Linked DNA regions of Mus musculus: region 1 is linked to region 2. A link is a loop called in an ENCODE intact Hi-C map of the cell type or tissue named here. Cell type or tissue: gastrocnemius. All regions are shown on one strand.

Evidence for each region. A loop is a pair of places that touch in the nucleus more often than their neighbours do. Peaks named below come from ENCODE experiments on the same cell type or tissue, not always from the same donor. Only the 100,000 strongest peaks of a DNase experiment are listed, where the experiment ranks them.
Region 1: it touches region 2 in a loop (1.8-fold over the local background); 2 of 42 quality-filtered maps call a loop at or near these places.

The regions. Positions count from the first base shown.
Region 1 is chr2:118,739,337-118,747,336 of GRCm38, forward strand. Inafm2 (InaF motif containing 2) reads left to right here and starts at 6,422. Exons shown (of 1, transcript NM_001301269.1): 1 at 6,422-8,000. The coding sequence starts at 6,779. The coding sequence ends at 7,237. In gastrocnemius, a CTCF peak has its summit at 4,129 (motif pointing right); DNase peaks (open chromatin) are centred at 4,119, 6,343, 6,936 and 7,400; H3K4me3 peaks cover 2,460 bases; H3K27ac peaks cover 1,964 bases.
Region 2 is chr2:118,542,432-118,550,431 of GRCm38, forward strand. It overlaps Bmf (BCL2 modifying factor), which reads right to left and starts at 7,255. Exons shown (of 5, transcript NM_138313.4): 1 at 7,109-7,255; 2 at 6,610-6,739; 3 at 4,285-4,581; 4 at 2,651-2,814. The coding sequence starts at 7,231. In gastrocnemius, CTCF peaks have their summits at 903 (motif pointing right), 3,493 and 6,411; DNase peaks (open chromatin) are centred at 1,977, 2,972, 3,495, 3,829 and 4 more places; H3K4me3 peaks cover 6,443 bases; H3K27ac peaks cover 7,894 bases.

The DNA of each region.
Region 1 (8,000 bases), 200 kb after region 2:
GACAGGTGAGAGGCCATGTGGGTACTAGGGACTGAAACTGGATCCTCTGGGAAAGCATTGAGCCATGACTCCAGCCCCTGAATTCTTTATGAATTCTGGATATTAGTCCCCTGTCAGATGAATAGCTGGTAACCGCCCCCCCCCATGCACACACACACACACCCCTATTTCTTTTGCAATGAAGAAGCCCTTTCATTGATGGAATGAATCCAAGATGTCATTTTTTGCTGGTTAATATGTATGAGTGTTTTGTCTATATGTGTGTCTCTGCATCACAGGTATGCCTGGAGCTCCTGTAGGCCCATTCTGAAGATCTTTGCCTAGTCCTATGTCTTGAAGTGTTTTCCTCTGGAAGTTTAAGTTTCTCCCTTCCCTTCCCTTTTCCTTTCCTTTCCTTTCCTTTCCTTTCCTTTCCTTTCCTTTCCTTTCCTTTCCTTTCCTTTCCTTTCCTTTCCTTTCCTTTCCTTTCCTTTCCTTTCCTCTCTCTCTCTCTCTCTCTCTCTCTCTCTCTCTCTCTCTCTCTCTCTCTCTCTCTCCTCTCTCTCTTTCTTTCTTTTAAAGGTTTATTTATTTATGTATAGGAGTACACTGTCTTCAGACACACCAGAAGAGGGCATCAGATCCCATTACAGATGGTTGTGAGCCACCATGTGGTTGCTGGGAATTGAACTCAGGACCTCAGGAAGAGCAGTCAGTGAGCCATCTCTCCAGCCTCCTCTGGAAGTTTCAATGTTTCCAATCTTACATTAAGTTCTCAGACCTTTTTAGAGACTTCACAGAGTCAAAATTATTTTCACAATACTGAGATGTATATTTTGCCTTTTAAACAGTTCTGATGCTCACACCAATGTTACAAATGTAGTAGTATGAAGGAAGCAACACATGAACTATGAGTTTAAGAGGGGAAAAGGAAGAAAAGGGAGAAAACCCAAGTTCACGTAAGAGCATGTTCACAAGCAATTACTGGTGTTACGCTATACCAAATCACAACACTTATGCACAGCCCCTTCTAATATTCTCAGTGACTGGCTGTAGAGTACTCTACTGCACACACAAGTATAACTGTCCCTTTGGGGAAACCATTTGAGTGACTGGGTTATGACCTAAACTGGCCACCTTTGCTGTGGAACATTATTCTCACTTGAAGAATAAATGACATCAAGCTGTTGTCATGCAGACTTGATGACTTGGCAGGTGTTTCCTCAAACGTGAACCAAGTGTCCCTGTCACTTTGAGGAAAACTGACATCTGTTGCCAGTGATAAGAATTTGACCTTTCAAGTAAAAATAGAATTTGGAATAACCTGTATGCGCTATTATGAGCGTGACTGATTTCCAGGGCTTAAACTGTTTCTGGTATCACCAAATATGATTATTATACTGCATCATTAAATGTATCAATATTTGGAAAATGCATGCCAGCAAGTCAGTATCTTCCTAATAACTAAAACAGGATGTTACAAAATCATACATAGATAAAAGTGCTTTCCCGAGAGCAAGATAGACAGTGACTTTAATCAAGTAAGTACCAAAAGTCCACTGATAAAGTAATAGTGGGGTATGGGTTTTTGTTTGTTTGTTTAGTGGGTTTGGCTTGGTGTTTGTCTTTCTTTCTTTCTTTCTTTCTTTCTTTCTTTCTTTCTTTCTTTCTTTCTTTCTTTCTTTCTTTCTTTCTTTCTTCCTTCCTTCCTTCCTTCCTTCCTTTCTTTCTTTCTTTCTTTCTTTCTTTCTTTTTTTTTTGAGTCAGAGTTTTTCTTTGTATCTCTGGTTGTCCTGGAAATCACTCTTAAGACCAAACTGGTCTTGAACTCTGAGATCCACCTGTCTTTACCTCCTCAGTACTAAGATTAAAGGCCTATGCCACTGCCACCCCCACCCGGCTAGTAATAACGTTTATAGTCTGCATTGCAACTTCCACTTAGCACTTGTTGAGATTCGGTGTAGTACAAAAAATAGCCACAGCGATCCGAAAGACTACTAAAATACTCCTCTATTTTCCAACCACACATCTACACGATGCCAGATTTTCTTTATATATTTTGACCGAAGGAGCACAGTGCCAGCAAAAGTAAGCCTCCAGCTGTCTTCTGTAAAGCAACGTTCATTGGAGTTGTAAAAATGTGAAACTGGCCAGGCATAGTGACACACGCCTTTAATCACAACACTGGGGAGGCAGAGACAGGCAGAGCCCTGTGAGTTGAAAGCTGGCCTCATCTACATAGCAAGTTCCAAGAAAGCCAGGGCTACCTGTAACCCACCTTGGCAACTTAGTAAGTCAACTTACTTTAAAAATAACCACGTTACTTTAAAAAAACTGTTTTAAAAAGAAATATAGTGATTTTCATAAAAACATGTCCTTTATTCACATGCAATGGAGTTGTAATGTCCTAACAAATTAATAGTTTATAAATCCCTGCCTCATTTCTAATATGGAAATTTATTAATAACTATAACCCACACAAACAAAAGGATTTATTTAGGTGCATCAGCGTTTTGCCTACATGTGTGTGTGAGGGTATCAGATCTTAGAGTTACAGACAGTTGTGAGCTGCCATGTGGGTGCTGGGAATTGAACTCGGGTCCTCTGGAAGAGCAGCCAGTTCAATGCTCTCAACTGCCAAGTCATCTCTCTAGCCCAACAAAACTCAATTTTTTAAATGTCTGTCTCATGTTGCCAAGTTTGGTCTTGAATTCCCAGCCTGGAGTGGCTTCCCTACCTCAGCCTCTCAGGTAGCTAGGACTACATGCATGTGCTACCAAGGCTAGCTCTGGAAACCTGAGATAAAGTGCTTGAGAGCCTCTGGCACAACTGAGGCACAATGAACCATTGTGAGCTGGCCAGCTAGCTTGCCCCAGGGCCATGACAGTATCAACCTGATCCGTAGATCTACTGGACAGGAACCCTACCTGCACTGGATGCTCATCATGTTAACAGCTCAGCAACCAGCTTCTGTTATTTCAGATCAGTTATAGAGCAGCCTCTTGCTGGCTTCCAGAGGACAGCTCACACTGAGAAGCCCCATGGTACAATATGGGTATCTGTCCCACCAGCCAGTCCTCATTGCTTTGATACCCAAGTATTGTCTGAGCCTTCTGGCCAGGCTTAAATAGGCTCCTGGCCACACATAGACTATCCACAGTAGCACCCCAGCTCTTAGTGTTTTTTTTTAAACCCTTCTTCCACGGCAGTTCTGGCATTTTATTCTGGTGTTGCTCCAGTCTCCCAAGGTCTTTATCAGGGCACAAAATCCTGCTTCCCAGGCTAGTGCTTCCATAACAACAGACTCCCTAACTCAATGTCATGTTCAGTCTTTCCCACACCCCACTCACCTATACTACACATCTGCCTCTGCCTCCTGCCAGTCCATGGCGTCCACTTCTGCAACTCCTTCAGGGTGCACGGTGCCTTCCCTCTTGCCCAGAAGGACGCTGCAGATCTCTGGTTGGGTTTCATCACAGTTTCATTCTACTTAATGGCCTGGTAGTTGGGGAGAAAGAGGCAACTTCCTTTCCTGCCTGAGGACAGTTGCCAGGAACAGTAGCAGCAGGGAGCTGTCCATAGCCAATACTCCTAGCAGAGTATCTCTATCCCATGGACTCGTGGCTGGTGCCCCCACAGAATAAACCTTGTCTACAGAGACAAGGTTTGGCTGTGCTTCCAAGCAGAGTAGAGCAAGAATTACGCATCTAAGTCCTGAAGTCAGAAAGACTTGAGTGTTACTTGAATTCTAGTCACGTGATCCTGGGTAAGCACCAGTTTCTTCTACAAAATGGAGATAGATATTAGCTCCCTAGTATATTGCAAATAGTTATGACTTCAGACATAGTGCCTGGCACATACCAAGACTATAAGGTTGTGCCTCTGCTTTGATTGCTTTGAACTTTTCTAGAGGCTGAAAGGACTTCTTCAGGGAGCAGACAGCGTGGCTGCTCGGCAGAGACAGTCATTTAGCTGAGGCGGCACAGCACTCCACAGGAATGTTGTACAAGAGGCTCTAGGGTGGTTGAGGATATTCACCAAAGATGGCCTTTTGGGTCCATTCTGTCCCCAAACTTGCTTTGATTCTTGAGTTCCTGCCTAACCTTGGTGGGGGAGAGGCACTTAGAAAAGCATATTCACTTTCAGGCCACTAGGGGGCCATTTACTTGCCGGCAACAGGAATACGCTAATGGTTTCTTAATGGCTCAGGCACCAGGGAGATCAGGCTCAATTATATCTGAAAGCATTTTGAGTTCCAGGGGTAAAAGACACTATGTAAATCTAGATAATAAATAGTGCTTATTGACGACAGGTTAAAGAATCTGGCACTGTTTCATTTGGGGAAGAATAGGGAGAGGAATTGAATAAGAGCTTCAAGTACATCATTGTTTAGAATAAAGAAGGAGTGACACGTTGTTTTCCCGACTCTGCTGGGAAGCAAGCAAGAAAAAGGAAGTGTAATTTGCAGCAGAAATATGAAGAGGCAATATGGAGTGCATTCCAGAAAGGGAGTCAAGGGGGCTTTAACAAAGATTTAAGATCTTGTGTGAGATCTTAAACTGTAATTCACCTTGGGATGGTCCTACGATCAACCCCACCAGGAAGGCCAGAGAACAACTGAGAAAGGAGAAAAGGACATTTGATTGCAATTTTTGGACTTTAATACTACAGGCCACCTTCAAGACCTGCTCTGGCTGCTCCAGAACAGTACCCCGTCCCGCCCCCACCCCTGTGTGTGTCTCTCTCTCATACACACACACACACACACCACCACCACCACCACCACCACCACCACCACCACCACCACCTATCAATCCACAGAAGCCCATAAACACTAAACTCTCAATGTCCTTGTAATATCTCAGAAATTAAAAAGGCACGGTTTGCCAGGCAGTGGTGGCGCATGCCTTTAATCCCACACTTGGGAGGCAGAGGCAGGTGGATTTCGGAGTCCGAGGCCAGCCTGGTCTACAGAGTGAGTTCCAGGACAGCCAGGGCTACACAGAGAAATCCTGTCTCGAAAAACCAAACCAACCAACCAAACAAACAAAAAACAAACAAACAAAAGGCTCCTTGAAATAGTATTGGGTGGCCCATTGCTAGAGACACAGCCCCACCTGAGCCTCCAACCAGGACCAGATTAGAAACTTGTGGTTCGAAGCCCACTAGTACACTGCATTCTGGTAGCGCTTCCATGGGATGGAAAATTTGGGGAAGGGCTTGGATAAGGAAAGTCAAAGTCAAAGGAAAGGGAGAAGTGGAAAGGGCAGAGGGAGTCCTGCCCAAGAGGTTAGAAGTCAGTGGGGCCCTCGCAGAGGCCACGCCCCACCCCAACTACATCAGGACCACAGACCTTTCTCCTACTCAGACTCATAGTTCTCTAATCCACTGAGACATCCAGGCTGCTCACAAAGACAGTTTTGGGAACACAGGGAGAGTCAAGCAAGAGGCACCCAGAAATCAATCGCGGTGAATTACAAAGAGGAAATAGGGATGAAACAAGCAAAGGGGAAGAGGGTGAAAGTATAGAAAGGGTGGTACTAAGAGTCCCTGCGTGCAGAGGGGTGGCCGGCATCCAAAGGGCCCTAAGAGCAAAAAGGCTGAAGCCTGGAAGGAACAAGCCTCAATGGGAAAAGACAGTTCTCTACATCCTGGGGTTGAAGAGAATCAAAGAATGAAAACGCTGGGAGATGTCCTCCACCAGTTCAGTGCAGCCCCTTGGGTACAATTCGAGACCAGTCCTGAAAGTCAGAAGACCAGAAAGTAGGACCTGAGACCTGTTGTGGGATTTGAGATTATGCTGGCAGGTCAGCCTAAGAAACAAACTCAACCTTTGGCTCTTGTCCCTGTGGCTCACAGTAGTCTGACTCAAGGGTCCTAAGAGGACCCAATCAGGCAAGATTCGAGTGGTCTCGGAGTCCAGACCAACAGAAAAAAGGAAGCGAGACTGACTGCGGTGTGCGGGCGCCAGGTTCCCAGACCCGAACCAGGCTCTTTGGGGTGAAGGGATCTGGGACACTATCCCCTCACTATTCTAGAGCTACCCGAGAGCACAAGCTTAGTGTTAGCTCCACTTCGGAGACCCGGTGTAGGTGGGCCTGGTTAGTTCTCCCACCTACCATCTCCTAGCCTGGGCCATGTGAGGAGACGCCTGAGTTGACAGCTTTCTACGGAGCCTGCCCCTCCCTGCCACCTCCCGGTTCCGCACTCCCTCCCGCAAAGTGCCTTTCCCCCTTTAAAGAAGCTCCTGTCGCCCCTTTAAGGCCCAGCCTCCCTTAACTCTCTCTTAACTGGGCGTCCCCCACGGGGCCCACGATTCCCCGCCGCAGCCGCCTCCCAGCGCGGCACTTCCGGGCCCCTACATCGCCCTTTTAAGGGGCAGCCCCCCGGCAGCGCGCGGCCCCGCCCCCTGCACCGGCGCGCCCCGCGGGGGAGCCGGGCTAGAGCCGGAGCGCGCGGTCCGCGCGGCCACTGGAGACCAGGCGGCCGGCGGCCGGGCAGGCGGCGGCAGCGGCAGCGGATGGGGACGCGGAGTCGGGCGGCTGTGGCTGTGGCGGCGGCCGGGAAGCAGCTGGCGGGCCGGCGGCGGCGGCGGCGCTGGCGGCGGTGACGGGCCCAGGCCCCGGCGGCGGCAGCGACGCGGTGGCGGGCTGCGGGCGGGCGGCGTGAGGAGCAGCGGCGGAGCGCGGGGCCGCCGGGAAGCCAGGGCGCCGAGACGCCCCCTGCCCAGTCCTCGCAGGCCGCCAGGCCCCCTCCAGCCGGGGCCGTGGAGCACCGGGGCAAAGGCCGGGGCCCCCCCATGAAGGAGCGCGACGCGGCCCCGGCCGAGCGGGGCAAGCCGGCCACCTACACCGGGGACAAGAAGGCGAAGATGGCGGCCAAGACCAACAAGAAGTGGGTCCGGCTAGCCACGGTGTTCGCCTACGTGCTCTCCGTGTCGCTGGCCGCCATCGTACTGGCCGTCTACTACAGTCTCATCTGGCAGCCGGTGGGTGCCGGGACCTCGGGGGGAGCCGTCGGCCCGCCCCCCAGCGGCTCCAACACCACCGGCCCGTCTGGGACTTCGGGGGTGGCGGCGGGGCCCAACACCACCGGGTCGTCCCGCCGCGAGGCGCCACGCGACGCACCCCCGCTGCAGGCGGCGAGGCCGGCGCCCCCGGAGCCCGCTGCAGACAGCCCCCTGGCTGGGCCGCTCGAACGGCCGCGGGGGCTGGACGAGGACGAAGAGGAAGCGGCCGAAGAGCCCCGGAGTCGTTGAATCTCTCCGCGTTGGGGACGGTCGGGAATCATCGTCCCCTAAGCCCCCAAGCAGGACTTTGCAGCAGGACCGGCTCCGGAGCCCGCCGGAGTGACCCCTACGCGAGCGTACGCCCCCACACACCTCAGCGATCGCCAGTTTGCCCCGGGAGCCGGTAATGCACAACCGGATCTTCAGCCAAGGGACCACGATTCGCCGGGGACTCGGGGTTTGATCTTCCCAGCACCGTGCTGCGCCAGGGCCCTGAGCCATAAGGGGAACTGGGGGGGAGGGTGGAGAGAGCCTAGCACCCAGCCCTTCAGCGCTGCTAGCTCTGGTGTTTCCTAAACGCAGGGGGTGACTCGGGCGCCCCCTCCCCAAGACTCAGGGGAAGGTAGGGAGTTGTGTAGGGGCTCTTTTTTTTTTTTTTTTTTAAATAAGCCGAGGCTCTCCCAAAGAAGAGAGCACCAAAAGTAGCGGAGCTCAGGTACGTCAACCTAGTTGCAGTGGCCAGACATGCGTTTAATTTATAGATCCCTGTATATAGTTGTTGACATATGCACTAGACGCTATAATCACATAGAACTCTATGTATCTCCCCACAGCCTGGGTAGCTACTGAATGGTGGGGTCCAGCAAGGGCTATTTGCTGGCCTTCAAACTGCACTTAGCCAGAAGGGCACAAACACAAGCTTTTTTTTTTTTTTCTTTTCCATCACCCACTCTTTCACCTGTTCCCTTCCTGTTTCAGAAAGATAAGTTCCTGACGTTCTTGCACAAGAGTA
Region 2 (8,000 bases):
CAGAGAGGCACAGAGGCTCAGACATCCTGACCAGGGCAGCTGTGAGTTTGTCAGGAATCTGATCCTCCCTCCTCAGCAGAGAAACGGAAGGGGTCACTCTCTCAGAACCCATCACTGTCATCGGAAGGTCAATGTCACTGAGGTATCAGACATCCCTGCTGTATGTAGCCTGCCAGCCGAGAGGAAGGACAGAGCCTCTCCCTGGCCCTGCAGAGAGGTGGATACACATGCAAGCTTGAAAAGGTTTTCCCTTAAACGGGACACGGTGGTGCAGGCCTGTAATCCCAGAACTCAGGAAGGCTGAATCCAGTTTGAGTTATATAGCAAGACCCTGTTGTACCTACCCCTCCTCCCCGCAAAGGGAAGGAAGGAAGGAAAGAAGGAGAGGAGGGAGGGAAGGGAGGAGTGGGAGGAGAGAGGGAAGAAGGGAGGGGCGGAGGGAAGGAGAGAGAGGAGGAGGGAGAGAACTTTTTACCTCCATTCACATCACCCCCTGCTTTAGATGCCGGAGGAACTAGCAGTGGTCAGCGCCTGACTGATTTCTGCCTATAAATTCTTGTCTGTGACTCTAGGGGAGCCACTCTAAACCAGCAACCTAGGGAGCCAGATTAAGTCTTCCACTTAACCACACTCCTCAGGAAATATATGAGAAAAACAAATGGCCTAGAGGTAGGCACAAGGAATATGGCCAACATAAACTAACACCCAGGGCAGTTAGACACCTGCTGGCCTAGGGCCAGGACTGATACACTCAATATGCCAGCATGCCTTTCTACATCATTGTAATGTCCCACATCTCACTGGGCAGGAAAAGGAGAAAATAACAACAACTGAGGTCTATTACAAGGACAAAAGGGCAGCCAACAGTCATACTCTCATGCAATTCTCCTTCCCACCTCTTGGGGGCACTCTGGATGAGACAATAGCACCATATCTAGAACTGACCTGTGCCCTCAAAGAAGCAGCCCTAACTAGGAGAATTAATTTGTCAGTCAGTGAAGAGTAGGGAGACCTCAGGACAGGGTCTTCTCCTGAACCAGCTGTGAGGAGGCCTCTAGCCTGGTCTCCAGCATGCCAGAGCTCACTAACGGACAGGGGGCTATCCTGGGAAACAGCTGTTAACAGAGGCCAGATGATTGTGAGTGAAGAAAGAAAGCCTCCAGACGTGCTCTAGATGAGGCAGAGACTATGGCCACTGTGTCGCCCCATCCTCGTCAGTGTCAGGACCAGACACCATGAGTGAGCTGGGCTGAGCCATGGAATACGACCAAGGTGGATTAAATGTGCAGGAAAGAATCAGAAAGTGTCCAAACATGGACTGGGAGGGACTCGCTAAGCCAAGATTGGACAATATAATCATAGAAGGAATGGGGACCGTGGCTGGGCCACAGCAATTAGCCAGGCAGCCTTATAACCAAGCACAGAGCTAACCTCTCTCCAAATCACTTAAGGACTAGGAAAACCCATCAGAAATAGCTGTGGCACCCCAGTCCCTCTCAGAGAGCATAGGAAGCCTATAACACCCTGTGGCCTGTTTTCAGAAAACTCAGGGTCAGCTCCACCCTCTCCTGTCCGCAATGGTGTGTCTCTCAAGTCAAAGTTACTATTACCAGTAACTATTCTGGTTATCTGAATTATCTAAAATTGCCTATCTAATCTGCGGTTTATGCCCAGCCCTGACAGTTACTTGTTCCTGTGATCTAAACACAGACACACACACAGACACACACAGACACACACAGACACACACACACACACACACACACACACACACGCTGCAAGGATAAGAACACAGTCCCACAGGTAGAGATTGTGTTCATTCCCCTGTCTTGTGGCTTTGCTAGGTAGCATCTGTACCAGCAAGGATCCAGCCCCAGGCCCCGCCCCTGCCTTGGCAGCCATTCAGAAAGCCAGCCTGCCTGGGAAGGGTTAAGCACCTGGGGGCCCAGCACAGACGGTGGCTGGGCTGTCAAGCAGGACAACCTCCCATCCATGGCACAACGGGCTCCAGCACGAGCCTGCCAGCCGCCGCCTTTGTTGATGGACTCTGCCATGCTCGGCTGACACGCGATGCTCCGCCCAGACGGGGCTGGTGCCAGGCTGCCGGCCAAGCACCAGGCACTGCGCCCCGCCGTCCGTGGCTCTGGGGAGACTCCGAGGTACAATCTCCAGAGTCCTGTGCCTGGGTTCCCAGACACAGACAGTGAGGACTGGCTCCCCAGCTGGAAAGTGTCAGGTTTCAACCGGTTCTACCACTTTCCCCCACTCAGGCCCCATCTCAGGACTGATTACTGGTTTCCCACTGTTCCTCGGCCAGGCACACCCCCAACTGCTCAGTTTCACTGCTGCATTCGGCAAGAGGCAAGCCCTTCACTTGGGTCCAGAGAGTTTGTCAAACCAGACTACAGGAAGCCATCCCATTGGCAGGGAGTGATGGCAGCAGCATCTTCCACCTCTTGTGAAGCTGAGTAGGTAGCTGGAGCTCTCAAGGACAGGAGTACTCATCTAATTGTGCTACCTGGGTCCATCCGTAATTGACAGTAGCCAAGACCAAAACTCTTAAACACACCCAGAGGTCTAGTAACCCCTGGCTCTGGCTTCCCAGCCTCAACAGCCTCAAAGCCCCCCCCCCCCCAACCCTCATGCCTACTTGTTGCGTATGAAGCCGATGGAACTGGTCTGCAATACACTGAAGCTTTCTGGCGATCTGCACCTCTGCTCGGTGCTGAAGGAACTGTCCTTCAGGGGGCTGCTCCCCAAGGGGTGAGCCTGCAGGGAAACTGGCAGGGAGAGGAAGCCTGTAGCCAGCGTTGCCTGCAAAAACAGAGAATCCACAACTCAGCCTTTTCTCCCCTTAGCCCATCTTCTCCATGTCAGCCCTTTCTGGCCAAGACCTGGAGTTACTGGTAAAGCTCAGGACAGAAGGAAGAGGAAGCAGCCTGGCCTTTACCAGGGCATCCTGCCAAACTTGGACAGCTGCCCAAGACTATAAACGTTGGTACAGGGCCGAGGGTGTAGCTTAGGAGTAGCTGAATATTTAGTACACATGAGCGCGTGTGTGCACACACATATACACGCGCACACATGCACACACACTTATGCTGGAAAAACAGGAAAGAATACAGACCCTGCCTTCTCCTCAGCACTGTCCTGTCAGTGCCATGGCATAGCACAGGGTGCTAACGTGTGTGACGACCATGCCAAGCTTCTGGCATTTATCAGGCTGTACTTGACCTAAATGTGTTACTCGGGTAGCAGTAGGTGGAAGCGCTTCTCTGGGATAACTCTCCAGAGTTCCTGGGTTGTGCAAAGCAGACAAGGAAAAGCAAAACAAACAAAAAAACCCAAAAGTGCCTTCGTTTTTCTAGTATAGTTAGGGAGAGCTGGGCTCATCACTCAGAGATCAGAGCAGCAGCAGCAAAGCGGATGAGAAAACTCCTGAGGCCCACAGAGCAGCCAAGTCGGCTCACCGAGTGCTGGCACCAGAACGGCCGCTGGGGGCGCCTGCCACCTCCTGCCTCCTCCCTCTTCCAGCCCGAAGCAGGCCTCATCCAGCTTCTCTGACTCCCGCCAGAACTGCTTTTCCAGAAGTGCCCTATGGGCAGTTCCCTCTGAGAGTAAGTGCAGCGCGCTCCTCAGGGCTCCTCGGTCTGCTCCCGCAGACACAGCAGGATGACCTCTGAGCCTTTACCCTCCCTCCACAGGCCAGTGCACTAAAAGAAGAAAACAGACCGAGTGTCTAATCCTGCCCTCTTGCCAGAGGAGGGCATATTTCTCATAAAACAAACCCTTGAAGCCCACAAATGAAGGGGTCTTGTCTGATTTAGCCTTAGTAACAACCCCTCTCCTGGCACTGAGCCCAGATAGGCCCAACCTCTTTCTCCAGTTCCCCTTCCCAGCACAGAAAGTCCCAAATGGCAACTGGAAGCCACCTTCTGTCTTTGGGAATCTTCCGTATAAGTACTGGCTGAGTGGTACAGTGACACATGGTTTAAAACTCCCTTCCACCTCGAGAAAGGCAAATCAGCACTGGGGCCAAAGGGCAGAGCCACTGAAACGACATAGGATGTGAAAGGAGATTGCAGGGACCAAGAAACCCCTCCAAGAAGAACAGAAAGAACAAAGCAGTTTGCTCTATTGGGGGCCCAAGCTCAGGTGAGGAAGGCTGAAAGCTCTTGAATAGATAGCCCTGGCTGTTCAGTTTGAGGAAGGAAATAGTACAGAGCAGGTTTAGGGAGGGAAAGTCCCCTCTTTCCCCCAATCTCTAAGGTTAAGAGCACTCACCGTAAAAGAGTCTCTGGGGTTCCTCTGTCACCCCACAAGGCAGCATGACACCCTGGCTTGGGGAAGCTGGACTGAGGGTCTGAGTGGCCTTGTCTTCCTGGCTTATGGGCCGGAGTCCGGGACCACAGCAATGGGTGAGAGGGAAGAGCTGGAGTCGACTGAGGGGACAGTCCAGCTGGCTCTGGGCAAACAGGTCAGCAGAGAGCAAGCCCCCAGGCTGTGTCCCTGGCTCCCCATCCTCTGACTGGAACACATCATCTTCTAGCTCCTCCACACACTGAGGTGGCTCCATCTCTCCTGTCAGAGAACAATGGAAGCATCTGGGCTGCTGTCCTACTGAGGCCAGACCTAGGATTCCCCTCCCCTCCTTCCTTCCCCCCTCACCCCCCACCCCTGCTCTTCTTATGTGAGGGAACCAAGCCAACTTCTGATGATACACAACCCTGGTAATAAAACACCACCAAGGGTGACATTCACCCCCAAAATGTGGCCTCTATGGTCAGGGCCCCTCCATGCCTTTTCTCTGTACCTGCCAGAGCCACCCTCCCCCCATCCCCCACCCCACCCCCTCCTCTGACCTAGGCTGGTCACAAAGTTTGACACTGAGGATTTGCGAGCAACAGCAAGGGTAGGATCAGGTGCTACCACCGGGTACCTGGGGACATAGAAGCAAGACTAGCCTCTGTAAGTGGCTGTGGAGGCTCAGAAGGGGACACTTACTGACTATACAAAAGTGCACAACATACTTATGTGCACACACACACACACACACACACACACTTCCTAAGCAGGAACCTCCAGGCTCTCGGCGAAGTCTGAACTCCAGGCTAAGCAGCAAAAACAAGAGCCAGGAATTGTAGAGCAGCCAGGTTCCCTCCTAACGTGCTAAGCCCCACCCTGCTGCACATCTCCACCCCCTCCTTGCACAACACAACAAACAGGCTCTGTGGTGTGGTGAGTGTGTCCTGGAACAGGGGACGTAACTTAGTCACTCCAGCTGGCCAGCTGGCTTAGCTCCCGTCCAGAGGAGCAAAGCTGCCTGCTCACCACAGGTTAATCTGGAGGGTTGAATCGGCCTCTAGCAAAGTGTCCAGCTAATTCTACTCGCTAATCTTCGTGACTTCCAATTCTCATCCACTCAGCCTCCCATTCCTGCCAGAGCTGAACCTGAGATAGGTGCAAAGTGCCTCGCAGAAGGAAGTGAAATTCAGCCCTCCTGCTGAGCGCTCTCTCCCTGCCTACACAGTGGGGCTGTTTCTTAGTGTTAAGTTCCTCTCGCTCCACCTGACAGCTCATGAAATTCTGCACTTGGAGTCACCCGGCAGCTTGAACTTCCAAGCTGACCTCGCCTGAGTTAGGGCCCCTGGGGCAACCAGAAGCATCAACAAGCACCTGAATGGTTAAGGAGATGCAAGGACAAATTTTGTCATCATCAGACTGCTGGGGATTCCAGGGAGTTCCGATCCCCACTTTATTGCCTTTGAAAGACAAGCCAAGTAGTTTGTGGGGCTAAGTCTTTACAGAAATCTCAGTTAGGTTCAGAAACCTTACTTTCCCAAATGCAAGCTCTGTGAGGTTCTTACTTCAACCCTCAAGCCTTACCCCATCCCACCCCTGAGCTATCCGTAGTCCTGTGCCCTCTTCCCTGGAGAATGACTCCATGCCTGCTATTGTTCCGATAGGAAAGGGGTAACTCCAGCGTAAAGTTTCCAGATGAAAGGACCAAGAGATGTCACCTAGCAGTGCTTCTTCTGTCCTTCAACCTCTTCTTTGCAGTGTGGCTATCCCAACCAAAGTAGGGACTCTCCAGAGCCAATCACAAGCAGGAGTCATTGTCTTGGTGTTTCTTTTGAAGCCTATCACTCCCCTCCCCCTCCCAGCAAAGCCCCAAAGTTCAACCCTTGCCTAGACTGGACAGTGGGGGAGGTGCAGCCAGAGGGTGTGGCTCTGAAAACGCGGAGGACCCCCCCCCACTTTGCACAAGAACTGCAGGTGGCTCTCCAGTTAGTGTGAACCTCGGAGGGGCTCTGGGCAAAGTCAAAAGTAAACTGGGGAAGAGTGGAGACCCTCAGCTTCCCTGAGCTAAAGTGGTAAAGTCCAGACTGATAGGAAGAGGGCACTTCCTGAGAGCACCGCCAGGGAATGCTTTATTCCTAGCAAAGGTCTTAAAGTCCGCTGGAGCCATCGCAGAACTTCGGCGATCCAACTAGGATGCTCAATATAAACTCCTCCTCTTAGGAGTTAGCACTAGCCAGATACCTTGAACTCAATAGTGGCTAAGATCTCAGGACACACGCGCACGCACATGCACACACGCACACACACCTGGGTGACTCCAGGACAGCGTCTCAGCCTCCGAGTTGTGATGCCAGGGCTCTGCGCCAGGGTCCAGGGTGAAGAACACTCGGGGGGCTTGGTGCCCACACTCGATTGGGAAGAAGGGGGCAAACTCCAGCTGTTAAGAAGAGGAGCCTTCAGACTCCGCAGGGAGGCAAAATGCACCACAACTTACGGCCCCACCCCACAGTTACACCCGGAGGCCAGAGCGTCCGGGAGCTTGGCAGTGGACCCCAGGATCATTTGCTCACCTACTTTTAACTCCGAATTCCAAATGCTTCCCGAAAGCCCCTCTTGGAGCAGCAACCACAAATTTGTGCTCTGCACCTCGTTCCCACATCCCTGCACCCCAACTCCCCGTGGTCACCCCAGATGCCCGCAGTCCAAACCCTTCCCCGGGCCCCCACGCGCTGCGCGACTCCGCTCCCCACTTCCCGGAGGAGGTACGATCCAACTCCGCCTAGCCCCCCGCCGCCCGGGCGCTCACCGGGCTGCGGTGGGAGGCGGTGGCGCGGGCTGCGGCAGCGACTGCTGCAGGCGCGAGCTGGCGCGGGAGGAGGCCACGGCACACCGCGCGGTATTGTTTCCAAAATACGCCCGCTCCGGGCATCCCGCAAACAGCTGATGAGGCCCCGCCCCTCTTTGCGTCACTCCAACCACTGACCAATGGCAAGTGGAGGTCCAAGTCTCAAGCTGGGCAGCTGCCAGGGACAATCACCAATGTACAAACCTTCCCTTGGAAACATTATAAGGGGCCGGGCGCATTTCTGACCTCCGTCAGAAGCGCAATTGGAGCGCTGTAGAGGGTGAGGATTCGGTTCCTAATGCAAGCCCCAGAAACGACAGAGAGTCCCTAGGTTTTCTACTAGGTAGTGGGGGGACAAGACGCCTAAGTGACTTTTGTCTACTTGGAAATGGGCTGAGTTATTGCAGGACTTCCAAAAAGCCGGCTCAGGAGGAGACTGGGAGTTTTCAGACGCGCCTTGTAATATATAGCGGAAAAAAAAAAAAACCGAGCTGCTGGTCCCTAATAAAAAAAAAGCAAAACAAATAAAAAACCAAAACAAAAAACTGCCCTCTTTCCTGTTGGGCGTGTCTGAGGAAAGCTGGAGGAGAACACGTGTGTCTGCATCTAGAACCAAATGACATTCGGATCCATCAAGTGCAAAGAAAGGCCATGTCCTCTCTTCTAGACTGTGGAAGATCACTGTTGAAAAAAGGACTCTAGCAGAGGGGAAATCAAAGGGGTAGCTCGGACAGCCCTATCTATGGCAGCAGCAGAAGGCTGTTCTTGGACTGCTAAGAAAGCAAAACGCATCTCGTGTACTATGGCCAATCTAGGGATGACTCCACATTTTTTTGAACACCTACTATGTGCC